Regions from separate parts of the Homo sapiens genome. Here region 1 is linked to region 2. Evidence: chromatin contacts called from ENCODE Hi-C data. All regions are on one chromosome and are shown on one strand. The core of a region is the stretch at or near the end of the contact, and the rest is flanking DNA. Distances in the headings are between cores, read along the strand shown.

Region 1 (5,483 bases), core at 1,160-3,659, 220 kb after region 2:
CCTTTCTTCATGCAGGCACACAAGTCACACAGACAAGTATGTGGCCATATAGAATCACAGCCCCGTGTGGACAGGTGCACAAAGTCACAAGCCCCACCTACACACATATCTCACACATAGAGACATAAGCACACAGTTTTAGTTTCCCATGTCACAAGTACACAGTCCAGTGTATGCACATAAATGCAGTGACCAGGATGTGGCATTTATAGCTGGGTTTACACAGAAGACACAGGTCCTGACGGAGCCATGTGCACAGTCAGGGGCCAATCTCATCACCAAATCACACATTCTAACACAGGTAGTCCAGCACATACACACAGAGACAAAAACAGGCACACAGCTACAGACCCCACACTCTCACAGATGATGACATAGACACAGACATCTATAGTCACCCAGGGTCAGACATGCAGGTCAAACACAATAATATGGAAGCCATAATCATATACACACCCCTACAAACATAATTTCCTGGCACCAGCACGGAGACACATCCACAGCTTTAGTCACACACAAATAATCCCTCTAAATAGCCAGGGTTTCAGACACCAAGTCAAATACATAACCCAAATCACACATGCAAGGCTAGAAATACACACAATCACTCGTTATCACACACACTGCTAGATACAGTCATTTATATTAATACAACCTCAGTCACACACTCAGACATGGTTCTGCATACGCAACCACTGTCATACACAATACTGTCACACAACCCCAGTCACACAGATACAATGTGACTTCAGACACAATGGCAGTCACACAGGCAGAGTTGCACAGACAGGTGTGTGTCACTCACGTATATAAAATCAGGTAGAGACACAACTATAAACATTGTCAGTCACTGGGAGGGTCACACATGCACATGGAGCCATAGACAACTCCACTCACACACAGTCACAACTCCACCCACGTCCTGTCAGTCACACGCATGCCCACCCCCAGACTCAACACATACTGTCACATACCCAGTTATAGTTACCGAGGCATACAAACACAGGGTCACAAAAGACACAATCACAGACAACCACAGTCACAACCATGCACACCTCCAAACACAGACAGACTAAAAAGTACAGGATTCTGCACAGTGAGCAGCTGTCACACACACATACACAGTCACACAGATACTAGGGTCACAGACACAATCATAGACACCACCACAAGCACACACACACGACACAGGATTCCTCAGTCACCAGCTGCAGCGTACGCGTGCACACACACACACACATACACAGCCACAGTCACACAAACACAGGGCACACTCCTAGCCACCTCCCCATCGCTTGCTTCCCCCCTTCCCCCCAGGTACCACACACAAAGCCGCCGTCACCGTCACCGCAGACACTGCAGACAGACAGGGCTGCACCCGGTCCCTGGGGAGCCGCCCCCAGCCCAGCCTGTATCCTGGAGCCTGAGGGCCAGGTCCAGGAGGGGGAAGCGGTGCATTGTCTGCGGGTGGGGCCACTCTTGGACAGCTGGGCAGCCCTGGGGACAAAGGGGGTGGCCTAGGGATCCTGTGCCCTGGGACCCATGACCAAGCCAGGGGGTGGAGGGATTGGGGGTTGCCTGAAATTGTCCTTATTTTATTCAGGCTGGGGTGGGGTGGAGTCCCAGGCACAGGGACCTTGTTTTGAGAAGTGGCTGTGCCTGGGACTCCGCCCAAGGATTGGGGGGATGCTGTGCCCAGGGTGCCTCTGAGACCTGGGGGCAGGCTGTGCTTGGAGTCCCCCTAGGCCTTGGCGTGGTGGGAACGCTGTACCCAGTGACCCCATCCTCGAGACCGTACCTAGGCAGTTGTTGTGCTGAGACCCCCTTAGGCAGGGAGAGGTAGGGATTGTGTCTGGAATCGCGTCCTGGAGGCCTTGGTTTGATACGGGGGCTGTGTCCCCGACCCCATCTCCATCCCCATCTAGTTCTAGGAGTTGTACCTAGAATCTCTGTACCCCTGTCCTTGGTTTTGTGGGGGGTCTGTGTCCAGGATCCCTATTTCCAGGGCCTTGGCAAGAGATGGCCCAGGGGTCTGTGCCCAAGACCCCGGTCTCCTGGGCTTTGGCTTGTTGGGCCTGTTCCTGGACCCCCACCCGGGACCACCCTCTCCAGCCTTGGCACCCTCTCTCCATCCGGGCGCCGCGGCCGCCTCCCACCCTCCGCCACATCAGCAGCGGCGCCGCCCCCGACCCGAGCCCCCCTCTCCCGCCCTTCTCACGCTGGCCGCCGCGCTGCGGGACATCCAGGGCCCGGGCGCCCCCGCCTCCCGCGGCCCTGGCTGGGCCTGGCTCCCCGACTGCTGCTGCTGCGGTGGTGGCGGCGGCAGCTCGGTCTGACGCCGGCCAGGGCCCGGGGCCGGGGGATGGTGCGGGATGCACGCGCGCGAGCCTCCTCGGCTCCCGGGAGGATTCCGTTCCGGGGGCGGGGGAGCGTCCCTCGGCCTCGGCTCCCCGCCCCGACCCCGCCCATTGGCCCGCCGCCTGCCGTATATGCAGAAAGGTCCCGCCCCGCCCCGCCCCTTGGCCTGAAGACCCCGCCCACACGCAGACACCATCCCGCCTTCCCCGGCGCGGCCACCGCCCCGCCACGCCCATTGGCCAGTCCCGAGCTGAGCATGCCTATGAACATCGCCGAGTCCTTTCCCCCGGTCCGTCCTGGCCTGGGCTCCCTTTCCCTCCGTGACACCTGACCTCAGATCCCCTCCAGCTCCGCGTCCGAAAGAGTTGCTTCTAGAGGCGCCTTGCCGCCCCACACCCCCAAATCTTCCCGCTAACCCCATGGTTCCCCAGCCCGGCGGGGGCGGGCAGGAGCGGTGACGAGGCACTTTTTGCAAGGAAGGGGAGGGGGTGTGAACAGACCAAGGCGTCCTGATGCGCGATCGGTTCGGCTTTGGGAACGGGGGCGCCGGGGTGGGACCAGGGCGCGGTTCTGGCCGCTACGGCGCCCCCGCCGCCCCCTACGCCAATCCTGTGGGTTTGGCAAAGCAGCTGGCAGGGACATTAGAGCCCATTAGTAAAGGCGAGGTTGCCAGGAGTGAGGGGAGGGAGCCCGCAGCCAAGAGGCACTGTGTGTGTGGGAGGCCTCAGCTGCCACAGCCCTTAGAGCAGGTGGTCAGCACGTGGGGGGGGGTGGGGAAGGCGAGAAGGAGGTTCCCGGCAACAGATGGCACAGGCAGGGCTGAGGCTTTCAGACAAGGGGGTGCAGGGGGGCTGGCCATCTGCACCTGGAGGCCGCTGGCGAGCTCCTCCCCCTCTCCCCCCAACCCTAGCGCAGAGAAAAGAGCTGGGGGAAGGGGAGGGCTGCTTTTATTCCGATTGAAGATTCAGCTCCCCCCCACCCCGCACCCCTACCTCTCCAACACACTGAGAGGCTGGAACCCGGGAGAAGGCAGCTGTTGGAGGAGCGAGGGAGGCAGAGGTGAGGACTGCCTCCAGGACCATCTCGCCTTCCACGGGAGGCTTGAGGCAGAGGTGAGGGCTCCCCCTGATGAGTCTGATCTGCATAACGACATGCAGCGGCCCAAGGCTCCCTCAAATGTTGGCAAAGATAAGTTAACCGCTTCCCTGGCTTAGTTTTCGGATACCCACTTTCGAGTGGGGAGGTGCAGGATCTAGGGCACGAAGTTGGGAGTTCCCCAGCCCCAGGGATCCTGAGCTCCTGGGCCAAGGAGGAGAGCCAGGCAAGACTGGGAAGCCCAAGGGGGCTCCTCTGACCCAGGGCAGACGGGGAAGGGATAAGAGGCACTACAGCAGGGTACGGCCTGCTCTGGGGACTGAATCCCCCATGGAGGCTGTCATGAGGGATCCACCCAGGAGTCCCCTTTGGTGGGGAGGCTGCCGGCAGTGGCTGCGTCTGGCTGGCGACTGGCCCAGTAGCGGTGGTAGGTGTCCTGGAAGAGGTCCCTGCAGGCGATGTGGGCTCGGAGGTGGGCACAGGCCAGGAAAGCCCCTGCCAGCTTGCGGTGCAGGGCATAGGTCTCCTCGGGTGGGGGACACAGCCGGTGCCGCAGCAGCACCGGGATGAGGTCCTGTATGCGGCGGGCCGTTTCCCCCGACCCAAAGTCATAAGGGCCCTGGGTGGCGAAAGGCTCCCCCAGGATCATCACTGCCTCCACGTGGGCGTCGGAGAATGCCTGGGAGTGGGGGTGGGGGGAGAGCAAAGGCAGCCAGTGTGGACATAGAGCCCTCTGCATAACCCAGAAACAACGTGTAGCCTCCACTCCCTCCAGTCTCCACCATCAACACAAGCCCCGACTCCCCCAAGAGTGAGCAGCTTCCACTCCTTCCAGAGCCTGGACTAGACAAGCAGCTGCCTATTCCCCGAGTAAGCACCCCTTACTTCCCTGCAGAGCCTCCAACAGACAAGTAGCCCTCTACTCTCTCTACAACAGAGAAGCGGCCTTCGCCCCTCCTGAACAGATCCACGGTGCCCATGTTCCCAGGGTTCCTGAGAAGTCAGGCAGCCACCTCCCCCCACTCCTCCCCAAAGCCCCCAGCATGGATAAGCATCCCTCCTAGAGTCACCCACTCCCCAGGTATAGACACACAGCCTCCATTCTCCCTAGTGGAGACAAGCCCCTCCTAGAGTCCCCCAGTCCCCGGGTATCGACATGCCCCATCACCTACTCGAGTTCCTCAGTGGAGATAAGCAGCCCCCCACTGCACCCCACCAACAGACACCAGCCCCTTTCTCCCCCAGTGTCTCCCCACCTTGGTTTCAAAGCCTGTGAGGAATTTGAGGTCCCTGGACTTCTGCAGGACACAGTCTCTGTCTCCATCAGCTGCAGCCTTCACCACCTGGGGAGACGGGTGGGAGTTAGAGGGACAAAGGCCGGGGCTCAAGGGGGCTCTGGAGAAGAGGAGCTGGAAGCCTGGGCCTCCCATGTACCCACCTCCATTCTCATCTGCCTGGGCCCTCCCTCACCTGGAAGCTTCCTGCTCCCAACTTTGCCTGTCTGTGACTCCCTTAAAGACTCTTCCAGAGCCTGGGAGTGGAGGTGGTTAGGGATCCTGCCCACCTAGAGGGCAATGTGGGGCCTGCCCGGGAACTGCCACAGTGAAACAGTGCAAGAAACAAGTGTCAGGGCTGCTGGTGAGTCCAAACACTCAACTGGACGGGTATGAGCGTGACCCAGAACTGCATCCAAAGTTGCCAGGGGCCATCTCTCTGTCTCCCACACTGGACTTTGAGCCCCGTGAGAGCAAGGATCCCAGTTGGGTTTAGTCGCACGGGGCACAGGGTCTGGTGCTGAGGAGGCCCTGGGTGAACCTTGCTTTAGCAAATGAGCGTGTGGAGCAGAGCAGCTCTCCAGCCATGAGCTCACACACACAGGGCAGGAGTTGTGGGCATGGAGAGATGCCCAGCTGGGGCCAGCTGGCTAGGGTTCCGTCCCAGCTCTGCCACCTGCCGGCCTGTTGGGCCTCCACTTTCTCATCTGTGAAGTGGGGATGCCAAAAGTGCCTTCCTCATGGGGCTGTTGGGAG
Region 2 (5,660 bases), core at 1,505-4,004:
AGTTTCACAAAACTAATACTTAACATGTGATACATTTTGATACTATGTCATCATTTGTTACCCTATATTGTTGATACACGTTGTGACCATATGTTTCAGATCTCATTGTAACTCACAGTTTGAGAAGCATCAGGTTGCAACAACCCTGCAAGGTAGGTATCATTATCCTGTCCACATTGATGGGGAAACTGAGGCAATTTTAGGCAACCGGGCCAGGATCACACAGCTAGTAGGTAGAGAAGGTTGAATTTTTACCTAAGTAAGTCTGATCCAGAGACTGCAAAATTCAATGCTAGTCTAAGTACCTCCTATATAAGATCTCATTTAATTATCCCAAGAGCCCTAGGGCAAGTACTACCAGTTTTGTCATGATCTTACACATATCTAGGTACACAGATGACAAGGCATTTGGTCACAAAGGCTGTAAGCCGCAGAGCTGGTGACTTGAATGTGGGCAGGCTGGCACCAGAGTTCATGCCTGTTAAGACTCTTGGCCCTACAGAACCATTGTGAACTCCAGTTAATCCAAGCCCCTTCTCCCTCCCTCCCTCCCTCCCTCCCTCCTTCCCTCCCTTCTTTCCTTCCCTCCCTCCCTCCCTCCATCCCTCCCTCCTTTTCTTCCTTCCTTCTTTCCTTTCATCTTGCTGTGTCACCCAGGCTGGAGTGCAGTGGTGCAGTGATGCAATCTTAGCTCACTGCAACCTCCCAGGTTCAAGCGATTCTTGTGCCTCAGCCTCCCAAGTACCTGGAATTACAGGCACGTACCACTGTGCCCAGCTAATTTTTTTTTTTTTGAGACAGAGTTTCACTCTTGTCGCCCAGGCTGGAATGCAGTGGCGTAATCTCGGCTCACCACAACCTCTGCCTCCCGGATTCAAGCTATTCTCCTGCCTCAGTCTGCCAAGTAACTGCGATTACAGGCACCAGCCACCATGCCCGGCTAATTTTTCGTATTTTTAGTAGAGACGGGGTTTCACTATATTGGCCAGGCTGGTCTCGAACTCCTGACCTCGTGATCCACCTGCCTCAGCCTCCCAAAGTGCTGAGATTACAGGCGTGAGCCACCGCACCCAGCCTCTTTTTCTTTCTTTTTATGTATTTTTTTAAATTTGAGAGACAGGGTCTCACCCTGTCACCCAGGCTGGAGTGCAGTGGTGCAAACACAGCTCACTGTAGCCTTGAACTCCTGAGCTCAAGCAATCCTCCCACCTGAGCCTTCTGAGTAGCTGGGACTACAGGCATGCATCACCACGCCCAGCTAATTTATTTTTTTTTTGTATTTTTGTAGAGATGGGGTCTTGCTACGTTGCCCAGGCTAGTCTCAAACTCCTGGCCTCAAGCCATCCTCCCGCCTTGGCCTCCCAAAGTGCTGGGATTATAGGCATGATCCACCGTGCCTGGCCAGCCCTTCCCTTTGCTGAGGGGGACAGCAAAGCTGAGAGCTGGGAAGAGATTTTTCAGAGCCACAGCTCTGAAGCTCCCTAGGCTCCAGTTCTTAACCCTCTGAGTGCAGTCCCAGCTATGACCAGCAGGGTGGGCGAGTGGAATTCGGTGGAATTAGTGGATTTCCAGGTGACTCAGCGCCTCTCAACTTCTCTCTCTTACTTCCTTCTCCATTACTCCCGAATAAATGCTTATCAGCAAACTGGTTTTTACTGAGAGGCCCACAGCTCCCCATTCTCCACAAGTCAAGATCCTCACGTGGTCTCCCTGGGGAAGGGGAGAGTTATGGACCTAGAGAAGAACTTTCAGAGTCCCTCCAAGGGAGACAGCAGAGTGGGGTCCTGTTGGCCTCCACCCTTTTGGGGCACGCAGATAGTCAATATCTTCAGCGTCCCCAAGGCCTGCAAGGGTGGGGCCCCATATCTGGAAGTCCCAGGCCCAGCTGGGAGTTGGTCAAGTCTGGGCTGTGGGGGCAGGGAGTGCTGGGGGATGGTTATCCCCTTTTCTGCCCTCTCTCCTGGGGCAACTCCAAATTTTCAGCCCTCATTGACTTTCCCAGGACTGCTGTCCCCAAGTCTTCACTCATGTCTCTCTGTGACTCCTTCCCATTAGGTACTCGCAGCAACCTGACCCCCCAACTTTTTCAGTTTCCAGCCTGGGGACTTGTGGTGGTTAAGAGCATGAGCTGAGTTCAAATCCCAGTCCTGTCAGTTAACAGCTGTGTGATATTGGGCAAGTCACTCTCTGGGTCTCAGTTTTCTCATCTGTCAAGTAGGGTGATACTAGTTCCCACCCCATTTTGAAAGCTCTCATGTGAAGAGACGACAGAGCAAGCTTGGCTTAGTAAATCCTCTCTGGGAGTGCGAACAACCACCACCACAACCACAATAATGACAACCGCATTGCATAAGAGCCCTGGACTTACACACGACTGTGCCAGTGGAGTCCTCCCGGGGCTCCCGGGGCCAATTCCTCTCTGGCTTGGACTCACATAAACTTGGATCTCACATCTTTCCCCATTTCTGCCCCCGTGGCCACTTGCTTTGGCCCCTGAGTCCTCATACACCTGGCTGGGGCGCTCATGGCCCCAATCAGCCTCGGCCCGACCCCATGGTGCCCCTTCCTAAAGTTCTGCCCGTCTGTCCCGTGACATGCCCCGCCCGCCCCGGCTCATGCCTGCTTGCACCGCCTGCGCCAGGGTGGTGAGCCCGGTCTGGCCAGTGGCGCCGAAGATCGCGATCTTCTTGACGGCCATCGTACGGGATCGTGGGGGTGCAAGGCCTCAGAGTCTCGGCACGCGCGGGAACCCACTGGCTGCTGGGCGGTGCTCTCTGCCCTACTCAAGCCAGGAACAACGGGGCGGAGCTGGCTCGAAGGGCCACGCCTCAGACTCTCCGCCCGCGGCTCAGGTCAAGGGGCGGGGCCTAACGCGGATGGGCGGGGCAGGCGTCAGCTTGCATTCGCTCACCGTCCAGCACCGCCCTCTCTGCGCGCCACTTAGACTGGAAGGCGGGGCCACAGAAGGCCACGCCTCCACATAGCAACAAATAGAGTGGACGGAGCCGAGATAACTTGTCACTCAGCGCCCTGCCTCCGCGCTCCACCTCCCGGAGAGGGGCGGGGCCAGGCGAGCCTCACCCACGGCCTCTCGTAGCTCACGCCCCCTCTCCCGGAGCCTGGAGCGGATCTGGGGCGCACTCTAAGCCCCAGGGCCTCCCAGAACCAGCAAGGGGAGAAAGTTAGGAGGACAGAGTGTGTGTGTGCACTTGGATGTAAGACACTGTGTCACGGCGTACCTATGCACTTATATGACCCTGTGTGACTCAGTGACCCGGAGGGCAAGCAGGACTGTGGGTGACACCTTGTGTCATCCTCTGAGTGTGATCCCGTGTTACAGTGTGACTACACGTGCGTGACACCACGTGTGGCAGGCATTGATTCTGTTCTTTTGTGACCTTGTGGTGACACCGTGGGTGACACTGCGTCAGCCTGTACGATAGGGTGTGGGACGTGTGAGGTGTGCTACATGGAAGCGTGAGACTAATTAGACTGTGACAGTGTGTGACACCACATGTCTCGTGTAAGGATGTGTGACACCGGGACCCCATTCGAGTGTGTGGCTGTGGGTGTCTGTGTTGAGCTGCTCATTGTGACCCCCTGTGACTATGATGTGTGAGGTGCGGCGGTGCAGCATGTGCGGGGCGACTGCTATGAAGGTTCGAGTGTGTAGAGTGTGTGACACTGTGGCTGTGAAGCTGTGCGTGATGTGTGGGCCTATGACACTGTTTGTGACTGCCGGGGAGTGTGCGGCTGTGTGTGACAGGTGCATTTGTGTGTGACGCCGCGTGGGCGGTGGTTACCCTATTGGATTTGTGTGGTGGTGGGTGACACCGTTCCAGTGTGGACGCCGCGTGTGACGGCGTGAGGGTGTGACCCCGTGAGACCCCACAGGAGGGAGTGACGGCGCGCAAGCGCGTGGATGCGGGGGTGAGTTTGTGCGCCGAGGCCCCCGCGAGTATGGCAGCGTGGCGAGCGTGACCCCGTGGGAGTGTGCAGCGCGTGACGCCGCCGTGCCCTCGCGAGTGCAGCCGTGCACCCCACGCCGCGGCCGGGTGTGACTGCGCGTGGGCCTCGGGCGGCGGGGCGCGGGGACCGCGGGCGGGAGGGGGTCCCGGGGGCGCGCTGAGCGCGGCGGCGGCGCGAGAGAGGGAGGCGCGGCGGCGCATGCGGATCTGGCTGAGCCGCGGGCCGGCGGGGCCGAGCTGAGCCGGGCTGGGCCGGGCCGGGCCGGGCCGGGCAGCGGACGCCGACAGGGAGGGCGGTCGGTCGCGGCGAGCAGCGGAGACAGCGACGCTGGCGGCCGCGGGCCCAGGTGAGCTGCTAGGGGGGCCGACAGCCCCTCCCCCAAGTATGTCCCCACCTGGCGAGCATCCCTCCTCCGCGCGCACGGGGCATGGCTGGAGCCCCGGGTCTCCCCGGCTGGAGGGAGGCAAAGGGTCGAGGGCAGGACGAGCCCACAACCCCCCCACCCGGTCTAGCTTCCGCGCCACGCGTGGGTCTTACCCCCAGGCCTTGTCCTTCCCAGGCCCCCTCCTTGGGCGCAGTGTCTGGACCGCAGGGAGAGAGGCGCGGCCTGGGAAGGGTTAAAGCCTCTGATGCCACCGCAGCCCAGCGCCCCACCAGCCTTTGCGGGGGGGGGGGGGTGTTGGGGGGAGGCTCGCAGGACACCCCTTCCCGGCTTCCCTATTACCTGCTCCCTTCCTTCCCATTCAATCGCGTTATGGCCAGAGCTGATCCTCGGCCTGGCCAGAGGGCTAACAGGAGTGCTAAGGGCCTCCCCATCTCTAAGTGTCTTCCACTGAAGAAAACAGCTGTAACCACCGTTTAACAGGGAGGGAAACTGAGGCACAGAAAGGCCAAGTTAAAGATACTCGGTTAAAGATACAGCAAGAATAAAGCGGAACTTGAACTCATTTCTGTCTGACTCCAGAAGAGGCAAATCGATTTGCTGAGATGTGTGAGGAAAAGATGAAGAATAATAGCAAGGAACATGTATCAAGGGCTTGCAGTGTACCAGATACCATGATCCCTGCATTAATAACTTACCTCTTCAAACACCGCTAAGAAACGGGTACGATTATCATTACTTTTTTTTTTTTTTGAGACGGAGTTTCACTCTTGTCACCCAAGTTGGAGTGTAATGGCGCGATCTTGGCTCACTGCAACCTCTGCCTCCCGACTTCAAGCAGTTCTCCTGCCTCAGCCTCCCAAGTAGCTGGGATTACGGGCATGAGCTACCATGCCTGGCTAATTTTGAATTTTTAGTAGACATGGGGTTTCACTATGTTGGTAAGGCTGGTCTCCAACTCTTGACCTCAGGTGACCCACCCACCTCCTTGGCCTCTCAAAGTGCTGGGATTATAGGCGTGAGCCACCGCCTGGCCTACCCTTTTGTGTGTGTGTGACAGAGTTTCATTCTGTCATTCAGGCTGGAGTGCAGTGAGTCAATCTCAGCTCACTGCAACCTCCATCCCCCAGGTTCAAGCGATTCTCCTGCCTCAGCCTCCCAAGTAACTGGGACTACAGACACGTGCCACCACGCCTGGCTAATTTTTGTATTTTTTTTAGTAAAGACCGGGTTTTGCCATGTTGGCCAGGCCGGTCTCGAATTCCTGGCCTCAAGTGATCCACCTACCTTGACCTCCCAAAGTGCTGAG

What was found. Hi-C counts contacts between places; a loop is a spot of excess contacts on that map. Pooled maps may share reads with other maps.
Region 1: a pooled map shows a loop between it and region 2 (15-fold over the local background). The contact joins the promoter of NUMBL here to the promoter of BLVRB in region 2. A Hi-C loop is called at or near these places in 1 of 168 maps with a recorded cell type or tissue (natural killer cell) and 9 of 50 pooled maps.

What each region holds. Positions count from the first base shown.
Region 1 is chr19:40,688,242-40,693,724 of GRCh38, forward strand. It overlaps NUMBL (NUMB like endocytic adaptor protein), which reads right to left and starts at 2,410. Exons shown (of 10, transcript NM_004756.5): 1 at 2,219-2,410. The coding sequence starts at 2,242. It overlaps COQ8B (coenzyme Q8B), which reads right to left. Exons shown (of 15, transcript NM_024876.4): 14 at 4,710-4,796; 15 at 3,289-4,132. The coding sequence ends at 3,794. RefSeq lists enhancers at 701-1,640, 1,314-1,363, 2,579-3,516 and silencers at 2,203-2,542, 2,863-3,102.
Region 2 is chr19:40,462,991-40,468,650 of GRCh38, forward strand. BLVRB (biliverdin reductase B) reads right to left here and starts at 2,755. Exons shown (of 5, transcript NM_000713.3): 1 at 2,620-2,755. The coding sequence starts at 2,698. SPTBN4 (spectrin beta, non-erythrocytic 4) reads left to right here and starts at 4,011. Exons shown (of 36, transcript NM_020971.3): 1 at 4,011-4,315. RefSeq lists an enhancer at 1,829-1,948 and a silencer at 2,970-3,169.